2 separate regions of the Homo sapiens genome follow, and region 1 is linked to region 2. Evidence: chromatin contacts called from ENCODE Hi-C or POLR2A ChIA-PET data. All regions are on one chromosome and are shown on one strand. The core of a region is the stretch at or near the end of the contact, and the rest is flanking DNA. Distances in the headings are between cores, read along the strand shown. Region 1 overlaps RGS9 (regulator of G protein signaling 9). Region 2 overlaps LOC105371864 (a long non-coding RNA gene).

Region 1 (6,799 bases), core at 99-2,598, 100 kb after region 2:
TCAAACTTTTCTGAGTCACTTCCCCCTTCGAAAATCTGATGAAAGTTATGAGCTCATTCCACTCAAAGATGCACAGACAGACATTCTGTACACAGTTTCAGCCAGTTCCTTGATCCTGAGGAGACTGTAGACCCCAGCCTCGAAACTCTTGAATCAGTTTTAGATTTAACCTTAATCCACATGACAGGACCTGGAATCTAACACTTTCTTTCACATCCCAGTGGAGTGGGATCTTTGTAAAGATTCTCCAAGCAGGTTTCATTAAAAAAAAATACCTTTCCTCAAATAGGCCATCTTTCATGATGGATAGCCAATGTCCTATGAGTATTTATTTATTTATAGAAATACAGTTCATAAGCTGTTGAGCCCATGGCCCTATTGACATTTTGGGCCAGATAATTCTTTTTTTTTCCTATTTATTTATTTATTTATTTATTTAATTCATTTATTATTTGAGACAGGGTCTCACTCTGTTGCCCGGGCTGCAGTGCAGTGGCATGCTCATAGCTCACTGCAGCCTTGACCTCTTGGGCTCAGGTGATCCTCCTGCCTTAGCCACCCAAGTAGCTAGGACCACAGGCACATGCCACCGTGCTTGGCTAATTTTTGAAATTATCTGTAGAGACAGTGTCTTTCTATGTTGCCCAGGCTGGTCTTGAACTCCTGGGCTCAAGCAGTCCTCCTGCCTTGGCCTCCCAAAGCACTGAGATTACAGGTGTGAGCCACTGTGCCTGGCTCAGATAGACAATTCTTTGGTGAAGCTGTCCTGTGCATTTTAGAATGTTCAGCAGCATCCCCAGCTCTGCCCATGAGATGTCAGTACCTCCATTCCTCTCCCTGCCCACCTAAGCCCCAGTCCTAACAATCAAAAATGTCTCCAGACATTGCCCATTGTACCCTGGGAAGGAAGTCAACATTACTCTGGCTGACAACCACTGATTCCAATGAACCATCCTAGACCCATTTAAACAGATCTTAGGTAGTTTCATTGCTTTCTGTCAAACATTGTCTTTGGGTAGCAAGGGTGTCATCTCTAGCCTAGGGTGCATCTATAGGGCTCTGCAGAGCCTTAAGGCATGAGTGGGGGCCTGTAGGGGTGTGCAGGGGAAGGAGGAGGGTGGAAGTGGGAGGGGAAAGAAAAAGGAGCCAGAAATGTTAGCAAGGCAGCTCTGGGACAGTGTTTGCTTTTGCTCCCTGGAGAGGGTCACCGGGGGAACCATTAGGTCTCTTGTCCACAAGCTGGAGAGACCCTTCCTTTGATACACACAGGGCACAGTCAGCCTTAACTCAGCTGTTCCCAGGGCAGCCTTTCCCGTGTTCCCCTTGCCAGAGAACAGATCACTGCTGAGGCCTTGTAGGCTTGGTTGCCATGGAAACAGAATCCTCGAGTAAAAGATTGAACCTGGGTGGAAGGGTTGCTTTTTTTTATGGCTAACTAGCAGCTCTGGAAACCTCTTTCCTGGGGAGGAGAGAGAGGGTGGAGGCAGAAAGCACATCACTCATTCTGAGATGGGGGGGTGGGAACAAAGGGTCACCCATCCGTGACCCAAGCCAGGATACTGCTCAGCTGTGTGTGTGTGTGTGTGTGTGTGTGTGTGTGTGTGTGTGTGTGTGTTGGGGGTGGTTAGGCAGGACCTTAACTTCATCCATTTGAGAGGGAAGCTAAGGAGCTGAGCTGCTCCATCCTGGGGGTGACTTCTGAGGAGGGTGACCAGATTACTGTCTTTACTGAGGAGGCATCTTTGTGCTCCTTGGCCTTCAGAGCCCACTTCCTGCGGATGTGGATGCTGGCAACACCCTCAGCCCAGAACCCAGTGGGCAGGCTGGGTGTACGACAGAGGGTGCCTTTGCCATGGTGGGGTGTGATACGGGCTGTGTCTCCGCTGTTTACCGTTATCTTCTCTGTCTCTCTCTCTCTCTCTTCCCAGCTATCTATCTATCTCCTGTCTGTGCACTCTGGCTGCTGTGGAATAAAGTATTAAGAAGAATAAAGAACTGCAATTCTCATGCATGCAGAGCCCCTTCCAGCCCTCCCCTCAGGCAGCCCCAGCATGCTGTGGTTTATCTGTCTGCAACATTTTCCACTGTCTGCGAGTCCCCTGTGTTCCCGGGTTAATCTGCCCTGAGAGAAGAGGGTTGCCAAGAGCATGAAGCATCTCCATGAAGACCTGGGAGTGCAGAGGCTTTGGATTTTTGTCTCACTTCAGAGAACTCATGGTGCCTGAGCTGGTTTGAAGAGAGGTCATTTTGAGAAGGAATCGATCCTTCTTTCTTTTTTTCTTTTCTATTCTTTTTTTTTGAGACGGAGTCCTGCTCTGTCACCCAGGCAGGAGTGCAGTGGCGTGATCTCGGCTCACTGCAACCTCCGCCTTCCGGGTTGAAGTAACTCCTTGCCTCAGCCTCCAGAGTAGCCGCGATTACAGGTGTGTTCCACCACGCCCAGCTAATTTTTTCATATTTTTAGTACAGACGGAGTTTCTCCATGTTGGCCAGGCTGGTCTTGAACTCCTGACCTCAGGTGATCCGCCCATCTTGGCCTCCCAAAGTGCTGGGATTACAGGCATGAACCACTGCGCCTGGCTATCAATCCTTCTTTTTAAACTTTTATTTTAGGTTCAGGGGTTACATTTCAGGTAAACTGCATGTCACCGGAGTTTGGTATATAGATTATCTTGTCACTCAGGAAATAAGCATAGTACTCATAGGTAGTTTTTCTATCCTCTCCCTCCTCCCACCCTCCACCCTCAAGTAGGCCTGGGTGTCTGTTGTTCCCTTCTTTGTGTCCTTGTGTACTCAATGTTCAGCTCCCACTTATAAGTGAGCCCATGTGGTATTTGGTTTTCTGTTCCTGCGTTAGTTCGCTTAAGACAATGATCTCTAGCTCCATCCATGTTGCTACAAAGAACATGATCTCATTTTTTTATGGCTGCATAGTATTCCATGGTATATATGTACCACATTTTCTTCATCCAGTCTACCAATGATGGGCATTTAGGTTGATCCCATGTCTTTGCTATTGTGAATAGTGCTGCAGTGAACATAGGCATGCATGTGTCTTTATGACGGAATGATTTATATCCCTTTGGGTATATACCTAGTAATGCGATTGCTGGGTCAATGGTAATTCTATTTTAAGTTCTTTGAGAAATCACCACACTGCTTTCTACAATGGCTGAACTAATTTCATTCCCACCAGAAGCATATAAGCTTCCCTTTTCTCCTTGCCAGCATCTGTTATTTTTTGACTTTTTGATAATAGCCATTCTGACTAGTGTGAGATGTTATCTCATTGTGGTTTTGATTTGCATTTCGAGAATGAGTAAATTCTTGAGAAGATGTATCTGTTTTCCCCAAATAGAGGCAAGTAACCGTCAACCATAAGGAGGAAAGTCATTAGGTTGGCAGGTGTCTCGGGCCCTGGGTGGCCCACTCCCACTGGCTAATGGCAGCTGGGAGGGACTGGCCAGGGGCCGGGACCACACTCTAGAAGTGAGTCCTCTTTTAGCTCCAATACCTTGAGGCATACGGAACCCCCAACTCCTGCACCCCAGGAGGTGATGGGGGCAGGGGCCGCTCATGGCAGGATCACTGCCATCATTTAGGGATGAGGGCAGTGTCGGGTGCTGAAGAGACCCTTGACATTGGCCTGAGCCCCAGCTCTGCCACTTCCGGTCCATGTGATCTTGGGCAAGCTCTTTCTTGAGCCACAGTCTCAGTTTCCTCATCTCTAACAGGGGAAGCATGCTAGTTCCTTCATCAGAGGATTAAGCAGGATCACTTATGTGTAGTGTCTAGAATGCTAATCAACACGTAGAGACACTCCACACACAGCTGGTATTATTCTAAATGTTGTCATGCTATGAGAGAGAATTTATGGGACTTGTAGACCTCAGACTCCATGTTAGGGTGCTGTACCTAGCCAATTTCCTCTTCTGCCTTTTCACCTTCTCATACTTCTCCCCTGGTTAGAGGTGGAAGGAGGGGTTACATGCCAATTTCAACCTCTCTGCCTACTCCAATAAGCAGCTGCTCAGAACCTCAGTCTACACTGGCGAGTATACAGATCTTTTGGTAAAAGGCAGAAATATGGCCTCCCAGTATAAAATACTGTGCTCTGCAGAGGTGCTCAGCCTGGAGCCCTCACACACCATATGCTCCCGCCAATAGGGGACAAACTTCTTTCTTCTTGTGGCTTCTGTGTGACCATGCCTAGCTGAGGGAAGGGAAGGGGCTGATGTTTGCTGACAGCTCCCTGCGTGCCAGGCATGGACCTGAGTGCGCCACCCTTTGTAACGGCTCAGCTAAGACTCACTACTGCGTTAGAAGGTAGATGGCCACGTTGACCTCCGTTTCACGGTTGAGAAAGCAGGCCGAGAGAGAGGGTGGCTCCCCCAAGGACACACAGCTGAGAAGTGGTGAAGCCAGGATCTGAACCTCAGCTGATGGCCGCCAGAGCCCACTCCACATCCTGCCTGATGTTTTCTAATGTCCTTATTGTGGCTTTTAGAAGTTTTTCTGCATTTCCTGAAGTCCATTAACAGAGACAATGTCAGTTTCCTTTTTCACATGAAGAAAACAAAATAGAGAGACATAGCCGTTTGCCCAAGGTGACCCAGCCAGGATTCAGTTACGTGTTTCCAGTTCTGTAGCTCATGGGCCTCCCTGATCCAACCGCTGCTCCCCTCTCCACCCCACAAGGCCTACGTCCTGCACCCAGGGCCGGCTTCATGGGCAGGGGGCTTGTACAGCCGCCCAAGACCCCACCCTCAGAAGGACCCTTGTTTGATTTAATGTTCTGTTACCATCTCAGAATTCCTTACACTTTTTTTCTGAACAGTGAACTGCATTTTTATTTTGCACTGAGCCTTGCAAATTGTAAGCAATTCTACCTCTACTTGATGAGGTCGTACCTGGCTGGACGGCTATTTACTTCACATGATCGCAATCTTAAATCCAAGACTCCTTAGACAGCTGCACCCCCTTAATTTTTTTAAATCTATCTATCTATCTATCTATCTATCTATCTATCTATCTATCTATCTACCTACCTACCTACATACCTATCTATCTATTTTGAGACAGTCTTGCTCTGTCACCCAGGCATGAGTGCAGTGGCACAATCTCGGACCACTGCAACCTCCGCCTCCTGGGTTCAAAAGATTTTTATGCCTTAGCCTACTGAGTAGCTGGGATTACAGATGTGTGCCACCATGCACAGCTAATTTTTATATTTTTAGTAGAGACAAGGTTGTGTCTTTTTGGCCGGGCTGATCTCAAAATCCTGTCCTCGAGTGATCCGCCTGCCTTGGACTCTCAAAGTGCTAGGATTACAGATGTGAGCCACCACGCCTGGCCTTTATTTATTCGTTTTGAGACCAGGTTATAAGACTAGCTAATTTTTGTATTTTTAGTAGAGACGGGGTTTCACCATGTTGCCCAGGCTGATCTTGAACTCCTGGGCTCAAGCGATCCACCTGCCTTGGCCTCCCAGGGTGCTGGGATTACAGGTATGAACCACTGCACCCGGCTCCATCTCTTTTCTTGCCTGCTTAACCACTTGTGTTTCTGGATCTCCGGGTTTCTGACTTTAGACCCCCTCTCTGCTCTCAATGCCAGTGCTGCCCGATTCCTCACGGTTCTCCCCATCTCGCCTTTGGCTCCGTGGCTTGCTTGGCCCCCCACCTGAGTTTCTCTGCAGATACCTGCCTGGCTACCCCATCCCAAGGTCCTTGCTTATTTCTCCCCTGCACTCCTGCCGGTGGCCTGACCCCTTCTGCCCTGTGCCAATTGTCTGCACCCTCCATCCGGGGTTTGCCAGTCAGCCGGCCCAGAGCTATGTAAACAACAAGTCTAGATGTGTCCCTATTTGGGCAACTCTGCAAGGGAAAAATAAGAAGTTGTTAGAATGCTAAGAATGCAGAGCATCCGGAGATTCCTTAAGCAGAGTCTTCCTCCTGTAGCAAAGTGTGTCGCTGAGATGAGGCATAAAGAAGTGGCTTCACTCCAGGAGGGCCGGCAGCTGAGAAAGGAGGGAAGTTGTGTGTGAATGCCAGGCTGGAAAAAAACTCTTATTTCTTATTTTATCATGAGGTGGTTTTCTTTGAATTGCTTAGAATTGTGCGTACTTTTTTTTTGTAACAACTTCGTTTTAACATAATGTTTCTTATTGCCTTTGGCTAAGATATAATAATATTGATAGTAGGTTTGAAAGACTTAGCAAATAAAAATACAGGATTCCCAGTTATGTTTGAATTTCAGATAAGCAATGAATATCTTTTTTTGCATAATAGGTCCCAAATATTGCCTGTGAATCCTGCATTTTATCTGATGAGGGCTTAAATTGTGCCGCTCACGTGCTCAGTGGTGGTGTAGTAGCCCTAATGAATAGGCACTGTGTGTGGGTCTCTGCTATGTGCCAGGGACCTTATGTCTATTATCGCATTTAGTCCCTCTTTTTTTCTATTCTCCTTTTACGAATGAGAAATTAGAGGCTCTGAGATGCTGAGCAACTCATCCAAGGTCATAGCCAGGAAGTGGTAGGACTAGAATTTTAACCTTTGTCCGATCCCCAAAGCCCATATGCTTCTATTTCTTTTTTTCCTTCCTTCCTTTTTTCTCTCTTTCCTTCCCTCCTTCATTCTGTCTCTCCCTCCCTCCTCTCTCTTTTCTTTTTTCTTTTCCTTTCCTTTCCTTTCCCTTTCATTCTTTGTTTCTTTCTCTTTCTCTTTCTTTCTTTCTCTTTCTTTCCTCTCTCTCTCCTTCCTTCCTTCCTTCTTTCCTTCCTTCTCACTGTCTCTCT
Region 2 (7,818 bases), core at 4,891-7,390:
CCTGCCTCGGCTTCCCAAAGTGCTGGGATTACAGGCATAAGCCACTGTGCCCAGCCAACAGGAATATTTCTGAGCAAGGGGCAGGCAATGTGAGCACTGTTTTAGGTTAACTGTCTGGCACCAGTGCCCGTGAGGGGATGGAGAAAACAGACACCATCCAGTGAGATCAGGTTGGAGATGGCTGCAGTGATTCAGGTATGGGGTTAAAGCACCTAGCTAGCATGTGAGCCAATAGAACCATTCAGAGGCTTTACAAAGCCATACTCCAAAGGACTTAGAAACCAGCCAGGCTATTTAGAGATAGCTCTTTAGAGGAAAGAGGCAGAGAGGGCAGGAAGCTTGGGGCCTACGTGCCTGGGAGACTGGGTGGACACTGAAAAGTTCAAGGAACCAGGGTGATTCTGTTGGTTAGGACATGACTCCCTAAGACAGATAACTGAACCCAGACCCTGGAATCTGTATTTTTTAATTGATTTTTAAAACGTAAATGTAAAATGTGTAACACCCACCCCACCCTCTGAATCACAGTGACCCTGGACTTTGCCCTGAGTCTCTGAGATTGTTCAGAGACACTCCTTTGTTCTAGGGAACTCTTTGAGGTGCTGGGTCCAAACGGGATTCGAATTAAAGGCGCTTCAAACTCAGAAGTGAGAGAAAAAGGAAGGCTAGGCAGCAACCCCTGGGCTCTCTGGCTTGCTGTTTCTTACCCCGACATCTTCCCTGGGAAATGCATTACTTCTAATGTGAATTTAGGTTTTGCTGTGCCTTATGGAGGAGGCTCCGCTGGGGAAATTGCTCCTCCTCTTCCCCTCAGCTTCCCTAATCTTCCACTCCCCTGAGTCTCTGCAAAGTCCAGTCACCACACGCAGACAGACCAGGTCAAAAGCAAGCCTCTTGGGACTCAGACAGGCTGCGGGCACTCAGCGACTGACCCATGGACTGCGCTTTCTGTTATGTAAAACAAGCCCAACGCTGCATTGTTCAGACATATGAGGAGTGCCCACCCTGGGTTGGGTACTGGGCTAGATGCTGGGAGTAAGAGTTTATGGGGTGATCACAGTCAACCTGGGCGAGGCAAATGTGTCACCCAGCTCCTACAGTGCTAAGTCCTCTGTGCCATGATGGGGGCAGGGACAGCTGCCCAGGACTCTGACAGTAAGAACTAGCCTGGAGCTTGGCATGAGTTTCAAAAGAAGAGGAAGAGGCTGGGCACGGTGGCTCATGCCTGTAATCCCAGCACTTTGGGAGGCCAAGGAGGGTGGATCACCTGAGGTCAGGAGTTGGAGACCAACCAACTCCTGGCCAACATGGCAAAACCCCATCTCTACTAAAAATACAAAAATTAGCTGGGCATGGTGGCTTGCGCCTGTAGTCCAGCTACTTGGGAGGCCGAGGATCCCTGGAACCTGGGAGGCAGCCAAGATCGGGCCATTGCATTCCAGCCTAGGCAACAGAGGGGAAGGAGGGCGTTCTGGGCTGGGGAACCATATGGGGTAAAGACACAGATGTGGAATAATAATGCAACCATAATAGGATGATGATGGCGCTTGTTGTCTGCTGAGCTCTTGTTGCATGCTGGGCACTGTTCAAGGGGTTCTCATCTATTAGCCTTCTCATTGCTCAGAGGGAAAAACTGAAGCTCTGAGCAGTAAAATGCACTTGTCCAAGGTCATACTCAAGGAATGGTGCACATTCAAACCCATAAAAGCCTGACTCATGTCCACTTCTTTTTTTTTTTTTTTTTTTTTGAGACAGAGTTTCGCTCTGTCACCCAGGCTGGAGTGCAGTGGCGCGATCTCAGCTCACTGCAAGCTCTGCCTCCCGGGTTAACACCATTCTCCTGCCTCAGCCTCCCGAGTAGCTGGGACTACAGGTGCCTACCACCACGCCCGGCTAATTTTTTGTATTTTTGGTAGACACGGGGTTTCACTGTGTTAGCCAGGATGGTCTTGATCTCCTGACCTCGTGATCTGCCCGCCTTGGCCTCCCAAAGTGCTGGGATTACAGGCGTGAGCCACCGTGCCTGGCCTCATGTCTACTTCTTTAAGCAGCGCAGATCTGCAAACCACTGAGCAGCCTATTGGGAGTACTGGGGAACCCCACACTGGTCTACAAAAACTAGGTTTTATTATGGTTTTGATGAGTGGACCAAAGTCATGAAGCAGGGGTGTCATGAGGTACTTCCTATTTCTCATTGGAATAAACTGGAAGAATTGAACAGGTAATTCTGTGCAGGACGTGAAAGGGATACTTAAGCTATTGTCATGGCTCTGCTCAGCCTGCAATATGGAGCCAGCAGTGTGCAGGCAGCCCCCGCCCCTCTCCCCCAGCCCCCAGCATGTCCCAGCAGCTTAGAGCCCCCTGGCTGGGTGGGTCTGGGCAGGCGCTTCCTCCCGGAGCTGGCTGGGCACCGCTCCCAGACCCAGGCTTTTCTAGGTCAGGCAGTTCTATCTTCAGGCTGGCCCGAGGATACGGTTTGTGTAAACTGCAGACATTGCTGGCGTGCTGTGTAAACACAGACTATCTCCCACTGCAGCTTTTCCTTTGGGGAGGCTCCCCCTCCAGTTGGGATACTGGATTCCAACTTCTTATCAACTTGTGTTTCCTATTCTGATATAAGGAAGCTATTAAAGTCCCTTTCCTGGTATTGCCTTGACCCCATCAGGACTTAACTTGTGTGGAAGCAGATGTCCTTTAGAGAAGTTTTTCACACACCCCCGCCCCCCCCATCCATTACCCAGCCTCAAATTCTCCACTTTAAACAAACCTGCAGGAATTTGTTTTCAAAGCCTTAGGCCCCGAACATTTACTTTCTACTCCAGCTAGTTAAAATGTGTTTTCTTGGCTTTTTGGGCCCTCCTTGATGGGTCCGCTGCTTCTTTCAGCTTCTTTCATCTTATGTCTTTTTTTTTTTTTTTTTTTTTTTGTGAGACAAGAGTCTTGCTCTGTCCGCTAGGCTGGAGTTCAGTGGCGCGATCTCAGCTCACTGCAACCTCTGCCTCCCGGGTTCAAATGATTCTTCTGCCTTAGCCTCCTGAGTAGCTGGAATTATGGGAGTGTGCCGCCATGCCAGGCTAATTTTTGTATTTGTATTTGTATTTGTATTTGTATTTGTATTTTATTTTATTTTATTTTATTTTATTTTATTTTATTTTATTTTAGTAGAGACAGGGTTTTATCATGGTAGCCAGGCTGGTCTCAATTTCCTGACCTCAAGTGATCCGCCCGCCTCAGCCTCCCAAATTGCTGGGATTATGGGTGTGAGCCAACGCGCCTGGCCTCATCTTCATTATTTCTAAACTTTTTATGCTTTTCAATGTCAGTCTACTCTTCACTGCCCCTAAATAAGGCCTTGCTCGACTCTTTTTAAACATTTCCTCATATTTCCCTGCTTCCTTCTTGCCCTTCTGACTGTGACAGTCCTGTCCTCCATCCTCCTTTCTTTCCAAGTTTTGCTGACGGGAGGAATATGAAGAAAAAGAAATGAGGAAAGACATTCCTTCAAGATCTAGCTTATAGACCGGATAATAATCTGAACATGCCCTGAGCCCTCTAATGTTCATTTTTCTCCCTTTCATCTGAACTCCTGTGGAGCTCATGGTCTCTATACACAATTTAGTACTAGCAGTAGCCGGCCTCCAGGGTAGCCCCAATGTGACTCTATGCCTGGTATTCATGCATACAGGTCTGGTGGCATGCACCTGTAGTCCCAGCTGCTTGGGAGGCTGAGGCAGGAGGATTGCTTGAGTCCTGGAGTTCTGGGCTGTAGTGCACTATGCCAACTGGACGTCTGCACCAAGTTCAGTATCAATAAGATGGCCTCCCAGGAGCAAGGGACCACCAGGTTTCCTAAGGGCTTAATAATAAGTGCCCTGGCCAGGCGCAGTGGCTTACGCCTGTAATCCCAGCACTTTGGGAGACAGAGGCGTGCACATCACTTGAGGTCAGGAGTTCGAGACCAGTTTGGCCAACATGGTGAAATCCTGTCTCTACTAAAAATACAAAAATTAGCCAAGTGTGGTGGTGCACGCCTGTGATCCCAGCTACTCGGGAGGCTGAGGCATGAGATTTGCTTGAACCCAGGAGGCAGAGGTTGCGGTGATCTGAGGTCATGCCATTGCACTCCAGCCTGGGCAACGAGAGTGACACTCTGTCTCAAAATAATAATAATAATAATAATAATAATAATAATAATAATAATAATAATGTTCCCAATAAGGTCTCAATAGATGCCTGATGGTCAGGTGCATCCCCTAGCTCAGTACTGTCATTTAACAGGTTGAATGATAGTGCCATTGTGGCACTTTTCACATGGAAAGATCTTAGAAGTTTTTTCCTGGCACAAGCAGAACTGCTGCCACACAGAGGCCCAGACAACGACACTGCATGAATAAATGTATTTTTTTAGCTAGAGCCATGAGGAATCGTATCCTGATGGGTTTACCCAAACAGGCTGCTACCAAATGTGAGGCTGGGGTTGGGCCACAGGATTTGACTTGTGGTCACTCATGTTCCTTGATCCTCTACGCTCCTATCCTGCCCATTCTGGGGTGCTCAGCTCTCACCATGGACCTGGGGACATTAAAAGTCCCTTCCCTTTATTAGTCAGACACCTGCAAAAACCTCTGGCATCTATTTCACTTAACAGCACAATCAGTCATGTTCCACGTAAACATCAGCTCATTTCAGCTCCTGTCTCCTACTCTGGGAGTTGGAGCTTTGAGAACCTGGGAAAAAAGAGGATGAGGAGACTGTAAAATTGTGGAGTCCTTGTTTAAGATGATCACTAGCTGGGTGGTGCTAGTGGGACCCTGATAGGATGGGTGGCCAGCAGACCCCCAGCTGAGTAGGCTTCTTTGTGTCATTTTGCTCCAGCATTGACCTGAAAACTCAACAATTGTTTTTTTTTTTTTCTTTCTTTCTTTTTTTCTTAGACTCTTGCTATGTTGCCCAGGCTGGCCTTAAACTCCTGGGCTCTTGCTCTACATATTCTCAGTCCAATAAAAAAGGAAAAAAATATGACAGGGCATGGTGGCTCACACCTATAATCCCAGCACTTTGGGAGGCCAAGGCAGTAGGACCACTTGAGGGCAGGAGTTCAAGACCAGCCTGAGCAACATGATGAAACCCTGTCTCTACAAAAAAATACGAAAATTAGCTGGGCATGGTGGTGCATGCCTGTAGTCCCAGCTATTTGGGAGGCTGAGCGGGGAGGATCACTTGAGCCCAGGGAGATCGAGGCTGGGCTCGAGTAAGCTATGATTGTGCCACTGCACTCCAGCTTGGGTGACAGAGCGAGACTCGTTTCAATTAAAAAAACAAACAAATAAATAATAATAAAAGAAAAGAGAAAAAAAAATTCCGGGGCTCAAGCTCTCCTCCCATCTCAGCCTCCCAAGTAGCTGGGACCACAGGAATGCATCACTATGCCTGACTCTCTCCAGTTTTTTTTTTTTTTTTTTTTTAGACAGAGTTTCACTCTGTCGTCCAGACTAGAGTGCAATGGCACAATCTCAGTTCACTGCAACCTCTGCCTCCCAAGTTCAAGCAATTCTCCTGTCTTAGCCTCCCAAGTAGCTGGGACTACAGGCGCTGCCACCACGCCAGGCTAATTTTTGTATTTTTAGTAAAGACAGGGTTTCACCATGTTGCCCAGGCTGGTCTCGAACTCCTGACCTCAGGTGATCCACCCGCCTTGGCCTCCCAAAGTGCTGGGATCATAGGCGTGAGCCACCGCACCCGGCCACCAGTTGTTTTTAAAATTAATTTTACCCAACATTTTTTGAGTCTTTACTACAGCAGAACCCAAGGCCCTAAGGATTAATATGGCAAGGTCCCTGCCTTCCAACGTGTTGACATCTAGCGAGGAAGAAAAGTGTAACATATTTCTCAGATCATCCTGAGGACCTGGACAGGGGAGGGAGAGGGCTGAGAGCAAGGGATGAGTATGGAAGTTGGTGGAGTCCAGGTTTCAAATTGGAACATCATGGCCACAGCCATTTAAATGTGATCCTGGTGGCCTGCTCAGCCTTCTGCATCTGGAAGCAGGATGTCAGGCTGGATGGAAAGTGCTGCTTTTACATCCTGTTCCAAGGGCTTCCTGGAAAGACAGAAGAAAGAAAAAGAAAGCACAGGCACTTGAGTCCCAGCCCGCTTCTCTCCCTGCAGCAGTGAGTCACCCTGGGAAAGAGTCAGTAGAACCCACTAGAGCATCCTGAAACTTGACTTGTTTGTTTTGACCATGGCATGAGACTGGAATATGTCCTGGGGGCTGGCCTGTGGGAATGGGCACAATAGCTCTACCAGTCTCCTTGACACCCTTCGAGATCGCAAGCACTCCACGGACTCCTGGTGCCTTAGTTGAGCAGGATTTAGTGACTCAATGCCCAGCACTGGAAGCCTGTGGGGTGTTAGGCCCTGAGCTGGGAGCTGGGGATTTGAGCATGCTGAGGATCACTTTCTTGGGGCGGGGGGGCTCAGGTTTACAAATTACTGCATGTCACAGACTTATGGGGTCACCAGAGGCAGTTGGAAGCGTAATTTAAAATCAGTGACTACAGCCAGGCACGGTGGCCCAGGCCTGTAATCCCAGCACTTTGGGAGGCCGAGCCAGGCAGATCACCTGAGGTCAGGAGTTTAAGACTGGCTTGGCCAACATGGTGAAACCCTCTCTCTAATAAACATACAAAAATTAGACGAGCGTGGTGGTGCAAGCCTGTAATCCCAGCTACTCCGGAGGCTGAGGCAGGAGAATTGCTTGAACCCAGGAGGCAGAGGTTGCAGTGAGCTGAGATCGCACCACTGCACTCCAGCCTGGGTGACGGAGCGAGACTCCATTTCAAACAAACAAACAAAACAAAATAAAAAAAAACACCAAAAAATAAAATTGGTGACTGCCACTTTTTTTTCTTTTTTTTATTGCACTGAGAATATGCAGAGCAAGAGCCCAGGAATTTAAGACCAGCCTGGGCAACATAGCAAGAGTCTGTCTCTAAGAAAAAAAGAAAAAGAAAAATAATTGTTGAGTTGTCAGGTCAATGCTGGAGCAAAATCACACAAAGAAGCCTACTCAGTGACTGCCAGGATCCACTTGGCACTCCCAGTAGAGCCCCAGGGGGACTCCACATCCAGTTAGTATTCCAACACCCCCCCACTTCCCAGCGAGGAGGGGCTTGAGCCTCCCCAGATGTATGCATTTCCTGGGGCTGCCATAACAAAGAACCAAAAGCTGAGAGGCTTAAAACAACAGACATTTACTATCTCCCAGTTCTGGAGCCTGGAAGTCTAAATGCAAGGCGTCAGCAGGGCCGTACTCTCTCCGATGGCTCTGGGTTAAGAACGCTTCCTCGTCTCTTCCAGCTTCGGTTGCTGGCCAGCATCCTTGACATCTCTATTCACATGGCTGTCTCCTCTCCGCATCTTCACACTGCCCTCCCCTCTCTATTCACATGGCTGTCTCCTCCCCACATCTTCACACCACCTTCCTTCTGTATTTCTGTGTCCAAATTTCCCTTGTTTACAAGGACACTAATCATATTAGATCAGGGCCCCCGACCTCATTTTTTTTCTTATATATATGTATATATAATGAAAAATAAATATTATAAATCTAATATAATATTTTTATTTTTCTTATATATGTATATATAATGAAAAATAAATATTATAAATCCAATAAACTATAGTCATATTAATATAATATTTAATATATTATAAATATATAGCTTATATAAATGTTTATATTATATTATATAAAAATGTTAAATTTATATATAATACATGATATATAACATTTACATTTATATTTTATATATTATA

Evidence for each region. A loop is a pair of places that touch in the nucleus more often than their neighbours do. ChIA-PET counts read pairs that join two places held with the same protein, here RNA polymerase II (POLR2A).
Region 1: POLR2A ChIA-PET joins it to region 2 with 16 read pairs in OCI-LY7. The contact joins two enhancer-like sites. A Hi-C loop is called at or near these places in 2 of 168 maps with a recorded cell type or tissue (PC-9 and mammary epithelial cell). POLR2A ChIA-PET finds 5 or more read pairs at or near these places in 4 of 52 experiments (BJ, MCF 10A, OCI-LY7 and 1 more).

The regions. Positions count from the first base shown.
Region 1 is chr17:65,178,068-65,184,866 of GRCh38, forward strand. All of the region lies in intron 9 of RGS9 (regulator of G protein signaling 9), which reads left to right. Among named protein-coding and RNA genes, the nearest start is that of RGS9, 44 kb to the left of the region's middle. RefSeq lists enhancers at 3,218-3,267, 5,211-5,747, 5,748-6,284. Within about 2 kb of position 1,349, at least 8 of the 41 ENCODE cell types and tissues checked have a DNase peak (open chromatin) inside an H3K27ac peak, as active enhancers do.
Region 2 is chr17:65,072,456-65,080,273 of GRCh38, forward strand. It overlaps LOC105371864 (a long non-coding RNA gene), which reads right to left. Exons shown (of 3, transcript XR_934923.2): 3 at 5,700-6,100. Among named protein-coding and RNA genes, the nearest start is that of GNA13, 20 kb to the left of the region's middle. Within about 2 kb of position 6,141, at least 7 of the 41 ENCODE cell types and tissues checked have a DNase peak (open chromatin) inside an H3K27ac peak, as active enhancers do.